Regions from separate parts of the Homo sapiens genome. Here region 1 is linked to region 2. A link is an interaction called in ENCODE POLR2A ChIA-PET data of the cell type or tissue named here. Cell type or tissue: PC-9. All regions are shown on one strand. Links, peaks and the distances in the headings refer to the core of each region. The heading gives the core; the rest is flanking DNA.

The links. Peaks named below come from ENCODE experiments on the same cell type or tissue, not always from the same donor. Only the 100,000 strongest peaks of a DNase experiment are listed, where the experiment ranks them.
Region 1: POLR2A ChIA-PET joins it to region 2 with 11 read pairs; 4 of 35 experiments call an interaction of 5 or more read pairs at or near these places.

Annotation. Positions count from the first base shown.
Region 1 is chr7:73,705,967-73,708,466 of GRCh38, reverse strand. The region is part of intron 3 of STX1A (syntaxin 1A); the gene reads left to right. Among named protein-coding and RNA genes, the nearest start is that of MIR4284, 4.1 kb to the left of the region's middle. RefSeq lists an enhancer at 568-1,320 and a silencer at 1,167-1,376. In PC-9, for the core only: no CTCF peak of the experiment used is centred there; DNase peaks (open chromatin) are centred at 1,036, 1,616 and 1,866; H3K4me3 peaks cover 520 bases; H3K27ac peaks cover 2,255 bases.
Region 2 is chr7:73,766,460-73,773,611 of GRCh38, reverse strand. It overlaps CLDN3 (claudin 3), which reads left to right and starts at 3,342. Exons shown (of 1, transcript NM_001306.4): 1 at 3,342-4,615. The coding sequence starts at 3,563. The coding sequence ends at 4,225. In PC-9, for the core only: no CTCF peak of the experiment used is centred there; DNase peaks (open chromatin) are centred at 2,871 and 3,271; H3K4me3 peaks cover 1,668 bases; H3K27ac peaks cover 810 bases.

The sequences.
Region 1 (2,500 bases), core at 1-2,500, 63 kb after region 2:
GGGCCAGGGTCGGGAGGGTTTCACGAGAAGCCTTGGGAAATGCAGCTGTCCCCGGCTTGGAACTGGGGGGTCAGTACCCAGCATCCCAGGCCGGCCAGACCAGGTCTCCATGAAAGACTTGGGTGATGGGAGAGGCGATCGGCCCCGCCCTTCCCAGGTGAACTGGCCTTTTTTTTCTTTTTTTCTTTTTTTTTTTTTTTTTTTGAGATGGAGTCTTGCTCTGTCGCCAGGCTGGAGTGCAGTGGCACAATCTCAGCTCACTGCCACCTCTGCCTTCCGGGTTCAAGCGATTCCCCTGCCTCAGCCTCCCAAGTAGCTGGGATTACAGGCACGCGCCACCATGCCCGGCTAATTTTTTGTATTTTAGTAGAGACGGGGTTTCACCATGTTGGCCAAGACAGTCTTGATCTCCTGACCTCGTGATCCACCTGCTTCAGCCTCCCAAAGTGCTGGGATTACAGGCATGAGCCACCGCGCCCAGCCGAACTGGCTTTTTTCCTTTTTTCTTTTCTTTTTTCTTTTTTTTTTTTTCAAGACGGAGTCTTGCTCTGTCACCCAGGCTGCAGTGCAGTGGTGCCATCTCGGCTCACTGCAACCTCCGCCTCCCAGGTTCAAGCAATTCTCCTACGTCAGCCTCCCAAGTAGCTGGGATTACAGGCATGCGCCACCACGCCCGGCTAATTTTTGGTATTTTTAGTAAAGATGGGGTTTCTCCATATTGGTCAGGCTGGTCTCGAACTCCCGACCTCAGGTGATCCGCCCGCCTCGGCCTCCCAAAGTGCTGGGATTACAGGCATGAGCCCCCACGCCCAGCCCCAAGAAGGTATTTTTTTTCATTTCGAACTGGCTTTTTTCTAAGGCAACTGGGCTGGCTGCAGCCCTGGGCTTCTGGGAGCGAGGGAAGGAAGGAGGGAAGGAGGAAGCTGTCTGTGATCAATAGGAAGGCCTCTCGGTCCAGCCCCGCCCCTCCCCTCGCCTCCCAGGGGAGCAGATGGCAGCTCTAAGTCGTCAGCGCTGTGGGAGGGCAAGCTGGCCAAGCAGGCAGAGCTTCCGGAAGGAGCTGGCAGCCCTGGCACCTGGCCATGTGGCACCCCGGGGCGGGCATTCTCAGGGCTCCAGGAAGTCACCCCTCTCCCTCCACACTGGGAGCCTGTGTGTCAGGCTCGCACTCTGTCCCCAGACAGGTCCCCCTGACCCGGTCCTCATGTTCCTGTTGAGATGTTGTTTACTACACTGAGAGATGCCAGGCTGATGGCATAGGTGCCCTTCCCTGGAGGGGGGCTCACCATGAGCCCCAGGGATGCAGCCATCAGGTGTTTGAGGGAGGCAAGCGCTGGCCACCCAGGTGCCCGGGGTCAGATTTTCTTCTCACCTCCAGCACGGCCTCCTGGTCTATGACCCCTCACCCCCAAGCCCACTGGCATCTTCAAGAACCCAGAGTAAATCTTTTCACAGCCCCAAAGTGTGCATGAACCCAGGTCAGTGCCACACCAACTAAGCCAGTGCCCCGCCCTCAGAAGGCAAAATGGGTCAGGTGGGAGCAGGGTGGACTGCCTCAGGAAGGGCAGGAGGGAGAGAGGGACGCCCAGGGCTCACCACGCTGAGCTCCTTGCCTGAGAGATTTGTTGGATGGCAGCATGAGACGGATGTCTGTGCGCCCAGAGGTATCTGGGTCACTGTGTGTCCCTCTGTGGGCTGTTCCTGCTCAGGGTCAGGAGGTGGCTGATTGTGGGGTGGGGACGGAGGGCTCTAAAGAGCAGGGGAGTGGGTCTCTCACTGCTGGCAGGTGGGGCGGGCATGGGGCAGCAGAGCTGTCTGCTCCACACCTTGGGCTCCTGCAGGCCACCTCCTGCACCGTCTCCTGCTGCGGTGTCATGCACAGTCATAGGGACCGGTTCTGAGTCACCACCCGTGAGCTGAGCAGTTGAGACCTGGCGGAGTCCCAGGCTCTCGCTAAGAGGAGGGGGCTCATGTTGGGGGTTCTAGGGCACAGGCGGCACAGAGTTAAGGAGAAGTCTCAAGGAAAGATGGCAATGAGTGGGGGGCTCTCCCGGGCAAGGCAGGCTCTGCCTCCTCTGGGGGCTGCCATCCGGCCTGGGCTATTTTGGGTCTGAGCAAAAGAGGCTGAGACGTCAGAGCAGCTGGTAACCGACTTTTCCTTTGTTCCTACGGATGAGGCGCCCTCCTCCGCGCCTCGGAACCCCCCCTTCCCCGCTCCACCTCACTGCATTCCACTTGGGAGGTGACCCCATCCGGGGCCTTCCTGATAGACCACTCTCAACACCCCTCCCTGTCCCCTCTAGGACAAACCCCAGCCCCAGGGGCAAGCAGAGGGGCAGGTGGGAAGGTGATAGCCAGAGCTCAGTCCCGGCTTCTCTCGGGGCAGAGTCCTGGGGGTGTCCTGAGACTGGGGTGTTGCCAGGAGCACCCCCAAGGGAGGCAGCTGTCTTGTCCCACTTTTCCATCCAGCTTCTCTCAGGCAGGGGGGCAAGCTGGGCAC
Region 2 (7,152 bases), core at 2,252-4,751:
GCCCTGTCGCCCAGGCTGGAGTGCAGTGGTACGATCTCAGCTCACTGCAACCACCGCCTCCTGGGTTCAAGCGATTCTCATGCCTCAGCCTCCCGAGTAGCTGGCACTGCAGGTGCATGCCACCACGCCCAGCTAATTTTTGTATTTTTAGTAGAGACGGGGTTTCACCATGCTGGCCAGGCTGGTCTCGAACTCCTGACCTCAGGTGATCCACCCGCCTCAGCTTCCCAAAGTGCTGGGATTACAGGTGTGAGCCACTGCACCCAGCCATGTTTCTTGCTCTTCTATCATTCCAAGGCTTAGGCATTTACAGAAGAGGGCACAGGCTGCATGCCTGTGATTTGAGATATGGAGGCAACCCCAAAAAACCCCAAGGCCCAGCTCAATGGGGTCTCTCTTCTCTCTGGAAGAGCCCTTGACTCCTACAAGATGACCAAGCCCCCTTGACTCAGCACAGCAGTATCCCTTTATCAGTCATTTATGCCAGTAGGAAAGCCTGGGTAGGCAAGGTTGAAGGAACATGAGAAAGTCTTCCCTTCATTCAAGTCACTAAATCGACTCTCTGTTGAGTACCCAACACCATTCTAGGCAATAGGAATGCAGCAGTGAATAAAACCAGCAAAATTCTTGCCTGTTCTGGGACATTACAGATGTCCCAATGGAGCTGACATACTGGAACAGAAAGAAAGAAACAATTTAAAAATTGGCTGGGTGCCATGGCTCATGCCTGTAATCCCAGCACTTTGGGAGGCCAAGGCGGGCAGATCATGAGGTCAGGAGTTCGAGACCACCTGGCCAATATGGTGAAACCCCATCTCTACTAAAAATACAAAAATTAGCTGGGCGTGGTGGCACGTGCCCGTAGTCCCAGCTACTTGGGAGGCTGAGGCAGAAGAATTGCTTGAACCCAGGAGGTGGAGGTTGCAGTGAGCCGAAATTGCACCACTGCACTCCAGCCTGGTCAAAAGAGCGAGATTTCGTTTAAAAAAAAAAATAGGCTGGGCACTGCTGCTCACACCTGTAATCCTAGCACTTCGGGATGCCAAGGTTGGGGGATTGCTTGAGACCAGGAGTTCAAGACTAGCCTGGGCAACACAGTGAGACCCCATCTCTACAAAAAAAAATGAAACAATTAGGTGGGCTTGGTGGTATATGCCTGTAGTCCCAGCTACTTGGGAGGCTATAGCTAGAGGATTGCTTAAGCCCAAGAATTCAAGGCTGCAGTGAGCTATGATAGTACCACTGCACTCCAGCCTGGGTGACAGAGCAAGACACTGTCTCTAAAATAAATAAATAAATAAGTTATTGAACGTTCCCAGCACAAAGAAATAAAAGTTTGAGATGATGAATATGCCAATTACCCTGATATGATTACTATACATTCTATGTATTAAAACATCACTGGGTGTGCCACGCGTAGGTACGATCATTGCCAATTTAAAATTTTTTTAAGTACAATGAAACATAAATAAGAAAAATATAGAATATTGTCCGATGGTGTTACATGCTAAGCAGAATATAAAGTATTAAAGGGGGGCAGGCATTGTGGGGTAAGAAACTGCAATTTTATTTTATTTTATTTTATTTATTTTATTTTGAGACAAAGAGTCTCGCTTTGTCACCCAGGTTGGAGTGCAGGGGTGTGATCTCAGCTCACTGCAACCTCCACCTCCTGGGTTCAAGCAATTCTCTTGCCTCAGCCTCCCGAGTAGCTGGTATTACAGGCGTGTACCACCACGCCTGGCTAATTTTTGCATTTTTAGTAGAGACGGGATTTCGCCACGTTGGCCAGGCTGGTCTGGAACTCCTTACCTCAAGTGATCCACCCGCCTCAGCCTCCCAAAGTGCTGGGATTACAGGCGTGAGCCACCGTACCCAGCCAGAAGCTGCAGTTTTAAATAGGGTGGTCAGGGAAAGACTCACTGAGAGCAAAAAGCTGAAGGCAGTTAGGAGTAAGCTATGTGGATGTCTGCAGGCATGTTCCATGTACAGGGGACAGTAAGTGCAGGGACTCTGAGGCAGGGGCATGTGGTATGCAAGGGCTGCTCTGAGGGGAAGAGAGGGGATGGGGTTAGGAACAGCCCAGGCTGAACCTCCAAGGCCAAATCTGAAGGGCTCTGAGCTTGGTGAAGAAGGGGGAACGATCGTCCAGGTGTGACAGCCAGGGCTTTGAGTGTAGCATTTCTGACTTCCCAACCTTTTTTTTTTTTTTTTTTTTTTTTTTTAAACAGGGTCTGCTCTGATGCCCAGGCTGGAGTGCAGTGGTGCGATCATAGCTCACTGCAGCCTCGAACTCCTGGGCTCAAGTAATTTCCTGCCTGAGCCTCCGGAGTAGTTGGGACTATAGGCACACGCCACCACACCTGGCTAGTTTTTTAATTTTTTGTAGAGACGGGGTCTCACTATTTTGCCCAGGCTGGTGTCGAACTCCTGGTCTCAAGCAATCCTCCCTTCTCAGCCTCCCAAAGTGCGAGGATTACAGGAGTCAGCCACCACGGTGCTCGGTCCTGCCCGATTTCCCACTTTTGCGGAGATCGAACCTCTTTCACCACCATTTCATTAAGGTGGGCCTCAGCCCTGACTCAGGCTCAAAGGGAGGGAGGACAGGGCTCGGAGAGGGGAGGGGACTCAATGGGAGGAGGGGGACTTCTGGGAGGGGAGAGCAGCTTAGCTAAAGGCATGCAGGCTCACGGCCAGCGATGGGAACTGGAGGGAGAGCTGGAGAGGAATTTGAGCTTAGTTAGGCTTAAGGGCATCTTTTGGGTACCTTTGCGCAGGCAGTCCCTGGCTTCTGGGCCCAGCAATTCCTGGGCTGGACAACCCCACCGCCCGGACTCAGGCTGAGCCTGTGCGACGTGTGTACGGGAGGGGCAGAGCAGCAGGTGCGCGGCTCCTGCAAACAGCCGCGGCCACGCCCACCCTGGTCCTCCCCGCCCCGCCGTTCCGGGGTAATTGGCAGCGCCCCCATCCCCACGCGGCACGTGCCAAAAGCGCCCAAAGTGGTGAGGAGAGAGAAGCCGTGTCAAATTCTTTGGGATTTGCACCCCAAGCCCCTGACGCATCCCGTCCTCGGTTTTGCCCCGGAGAATTCATTCCCGAGCAGAGAGGGACAAGGACCGAGGGGCGGGGGCTGGGTCAGGTCCCGCCCTTCCTTGGCAACCCCCCTACCCCGGCGTTGTGGGCCGCGCAGGGCCAAGTCCTTCCTCCCAGGACGCTCGGTGAAGGTGGGAGGCAGGGGCCACGTCACTGTCCTTAGGCCCTGGAGAGCGCGGCTCCGCCCCTACCGCCCCCACCGGAGCGCTGGGCACTTAGCTAAGACGCACCGGCCCCAGCCCAGGGCCAGCCCAGTCGCCGCCGCCCGCCCACAAAGCCACAGGCAGGTGCAGGCGCAGCCGCGGCGAGAGCGTATGGAGCCGAGCCGTTAGCGCGCGCCGTCGGTGAGTCAGTCCGTCCGTCCGTCCGTCCGTCGGGGCGCCGCAGCTCCCGCCAGGCCCAGCGGCCCCGGCCCCTCGTCTCCCCGCACCCGGAGCCACCCGGTGGAGCGGGCCTTGCCGCGGCAGCCATGTCCATGGGCCTGGAGATCACGGGCACCGCGCTGGCCGTGCTGGGCTGGCTGGGCACCATCGTGTGCTGCGCGTTGCCCATGTGGCGCGTGTCGGCCTTCATCGGCAGCAACATCATCACGTCGCAGAACATCTGGGAGGGCCTGTGGATGAACTGCGTGGTGCAGAGCACCGGCCAGATGCAGTGCAAGGTGTACGACTCGCTGCTGGCACTGCCACAGGACCTTCAGGCGGCCCGCGCCCTCATCGTGGTGGCCATCCTGCTGGCCGCCTTCGGGCTGCTAGTGGCGCTGGTGGGCGCCCAGTGCACCAACTGCGTGCAGGACGACACGGCCAAGGCCAAGATCACCATCGTGGCAGGCGTGCTGTTCCTTCTCGCCGCCCTGCTCACCCTCGTGCCGGTGTCCTGGTCGGCCAACACCATTATCCGGGACTTCTACAACCCCGTGGTGCCCGAGGCGCAGAAGCGCGAGATGGGCGCGGGCCTGTACGTGGGCTGGGCGGCCGCGGCGCTGCAGCTGCTGGGGGGCGCGCTGCTCTGCTGCTCGTGTCCCCCACGCGAGAAGAAGTACACGGCCACCAAGGTCGTCTACTCCGCGCCGCGCTCCACCGGCCCGGGAGCCAGCCTGGGCACAGGCTACGACCGCAAGGACTACGTCTAAGGGACAGACGCAGGGAGACCCCACCACCACCACCACCACCAACACCACCACCACCACCGCGAGCTGGAGCGCGCACCAGGCCATCCAGCGTGCAGCCTTGCCTCGGAGGCCAGCCCACCCCCAGAAGCCAGGAAGCCCCCGCGCTGGACTGGGGCAGCTTCCCCAGCAGCCACGGCTTTGCGGGCCGGGCAGTCGACTTCGGGGCCCAGGGACCAACCTGCATGGACTGTGAAACCTCACCCTTCTGGAGCACGGGGCCTGGGTGACCGCCAATACTTGACCACCCCGTCGAGCCCCATCGGGCCGCTGCCCCCATGCTCGCGCTGGGCAGGGACCGGCAGCCCTGGAAGGGGCACTTGATATTTTTCAATAAAAGCCTTTCGTTTTGCACTCGCTGGAGCCTCCTTGTTCCCAGCGCCTCCACCTCCCTGCAGAGCTCCCCCTCGGGGCGGCCTTGGCTGGATCTCGCTCTCCCGGATGGAGCTTAGAGGGAAGATGGGGTTGTAAGCTGAGCTTGGTGATGGCGGGGTGGTCACTTGCCCACTCCCTGGGGATTCGGAAGACAGCCTGTGAGGCCAAAGCCAGCGCCCAATCTAGGAAGCAGGCATGAGCACTTTCCGCACGCCATGGCTGGGGATGGGAGGGGAAGGTGGCAGAGATGTGCCCCTGGGTCTGTGCTGGGAGCCCGGACCCCGCACAATACCCGACACATTCGGAATCTCCCGTGCGCCTTGTGAAAGAGCGCATTCCGTACTGCCATTTCCTATTGGAAAAACGAAAACAAAAAGACCTATTGTTTGGATAAAACACGCCACCAAAAGTAAAACCGGGCCAAATCTTCTCACCTGGGGGAGAGATGAGAAAGGGTCCCCATCTCCTTCCTGGGACCCTCAAGGGAGGGAAAGAGGGAGGACTTAGAAGGGGTATCTCAGAGGGGCTTGAGGCCGGGTCTCACTGGCTCACTCCTAGAGGACGAGGTGGGAGGCTCGCTTGAGCCCAGGAGTTCGAGACCAACCTGGGCTACATAGCAAGACCCTATCTCTACCAAAAAAAAAAAAAATTAACTGGGTATGATGGCATACACCTGTGGTCCCAGCTACTCAGGAGGCTGAAGCAGGAGGATGGCTTGAGCCCAGGAGGTAAAGGCTACCGTGAGCTATGATTGTGCCACTGCACTCCAGCTGGGGCAACAGAGTGAGACCCTGTCTCAAAAACAACAACGACAAAACACACACACACACACACACACACACACACACACACACACCCCAGAGGAGTGGTTAAGGTGAACAGTGTGGAGAGGCACTGGTGCCTTGGAGAAAACACAGGAGATTCAGGCGGGAAAAGGGGCCTGAACCCAGGCACAGGGTGACTTGGTGGGGGCGAGAGATTCAAATGACTGGATGGAACATAAAGGGAGACAGGAAGTGTCAGTAAAGCCCAGGACTCCAGCAAGCAAAGGCCAAGTCATGGAGAGTCCGTATGTGGAATTACAAACTTTGAACCTTACTCTGGGTGTAGGGAGTCATGAAAGGGGAAGTACCTGGTCAGATGCTTTTAACCTCTCCAGCAGCCCCTGTGGAACTGGGATTCAAGGAGAAAGATAAAGGAGGGGAACCACCTAACAGGATATGCCGCCATCTTGGAGTGAAATGATGGTGGCCAGAAATTAGGCAGGGGCAGGGAGTGGGGGCAGAACCTGACAGGGGCTGTTAAAGTGGGCAGGACCCGGGAGCCATTTGGATGTGCAGGGTGAGAGAGGCGAGAATCTAGAAAAGAAGGCTGGAATCTGGGAGTTTCAACTTAGGTCACTGATTGGATAGTGGTATCATTTACCAAAATAGGAGACGGAAAGATGATGGGTTCCATTTTGAACGTATAGAGTTTGGTGAGGCCAGGGCATGGTGGCTCACGCCTGTAATCCCAGCACTTTGGGAGGCCAAGGCTGGAGAGTATCTTCAGCCTAGGAGTCCGAGACCAGCCTGGGTAGCATAGTGAGACCCCATCTCTACAAAAAAATTAAAAATTAGCTAGGTGTGGTGGTATATGCCTGTAATCCCAGCTACATGGGAGGCTGAGGTGGGAGGTTTACTTGAGCCCAGGAGATTGAGGCTGCAGCGAGTAGAGAATGCACCACTGCAATCCAGCCTGGGCGACAGAGTGAGATCTTGTCTCAAAAAATAAATAAATAAAAATAAAATAAATGTAGAGTTTGGCGAGTCTGGAGAACGTCCTGGCAGAGACGTCCAGGAAGTAGGATGACGTCTAGAGATCTCGTAAACCTGAAAGTCGTTGCATAGGGATGGCAACCGAAACCAGGGTCGGGGAAGAAGTCAGTCTAGAAACTCACAGAACAAAAAGAGTTTCAAGGAGGTGGGTGTGGGCAACAGTGTCTGAGGTTGCAGGAGTGGTCAGGCAAGATGAGACCTGAGGAATAGCCACGGAATTCACAGTAGCCAGGTGGTCATTGGTGGCCTTAGCAAGAGGTGTGGAAACGGAAACACTAGATGGAAAAGGGAGTGGGAGGCGAGAGTTGAAACCAGGAGCCGTAGACAATGCGTGCAAGAGATTTGCATAGAAAGGGAATTGTGGCTGGGAGCAGTGGCTCACGCTTGTAACCCCAGCACTTTGGGAGGCCGAGGCGTGGCAGGGGTTGGGGTGAGGGGGATAGCTTGAGCCCAGGAGTTCAAGACAAGCCTGGCCAACATGGTGAAACCCCAACTCTACTAAAAATACAAAAATTAGCCAGGCATGGTGGTGGGCACTGTAGTCCCAGTACTTTGGGAGGATCACTTGAGGTCAGGAGTTCGAGACCAGCCTGGTCAACATGGTGAAACCCCATCTCTACCAAAAATATTAAAAATTAGCCGGGTGTGGTGGCACACGCCTGTAATCCCAGCTACTTGGGAGGCTGAGACAGGAGAATT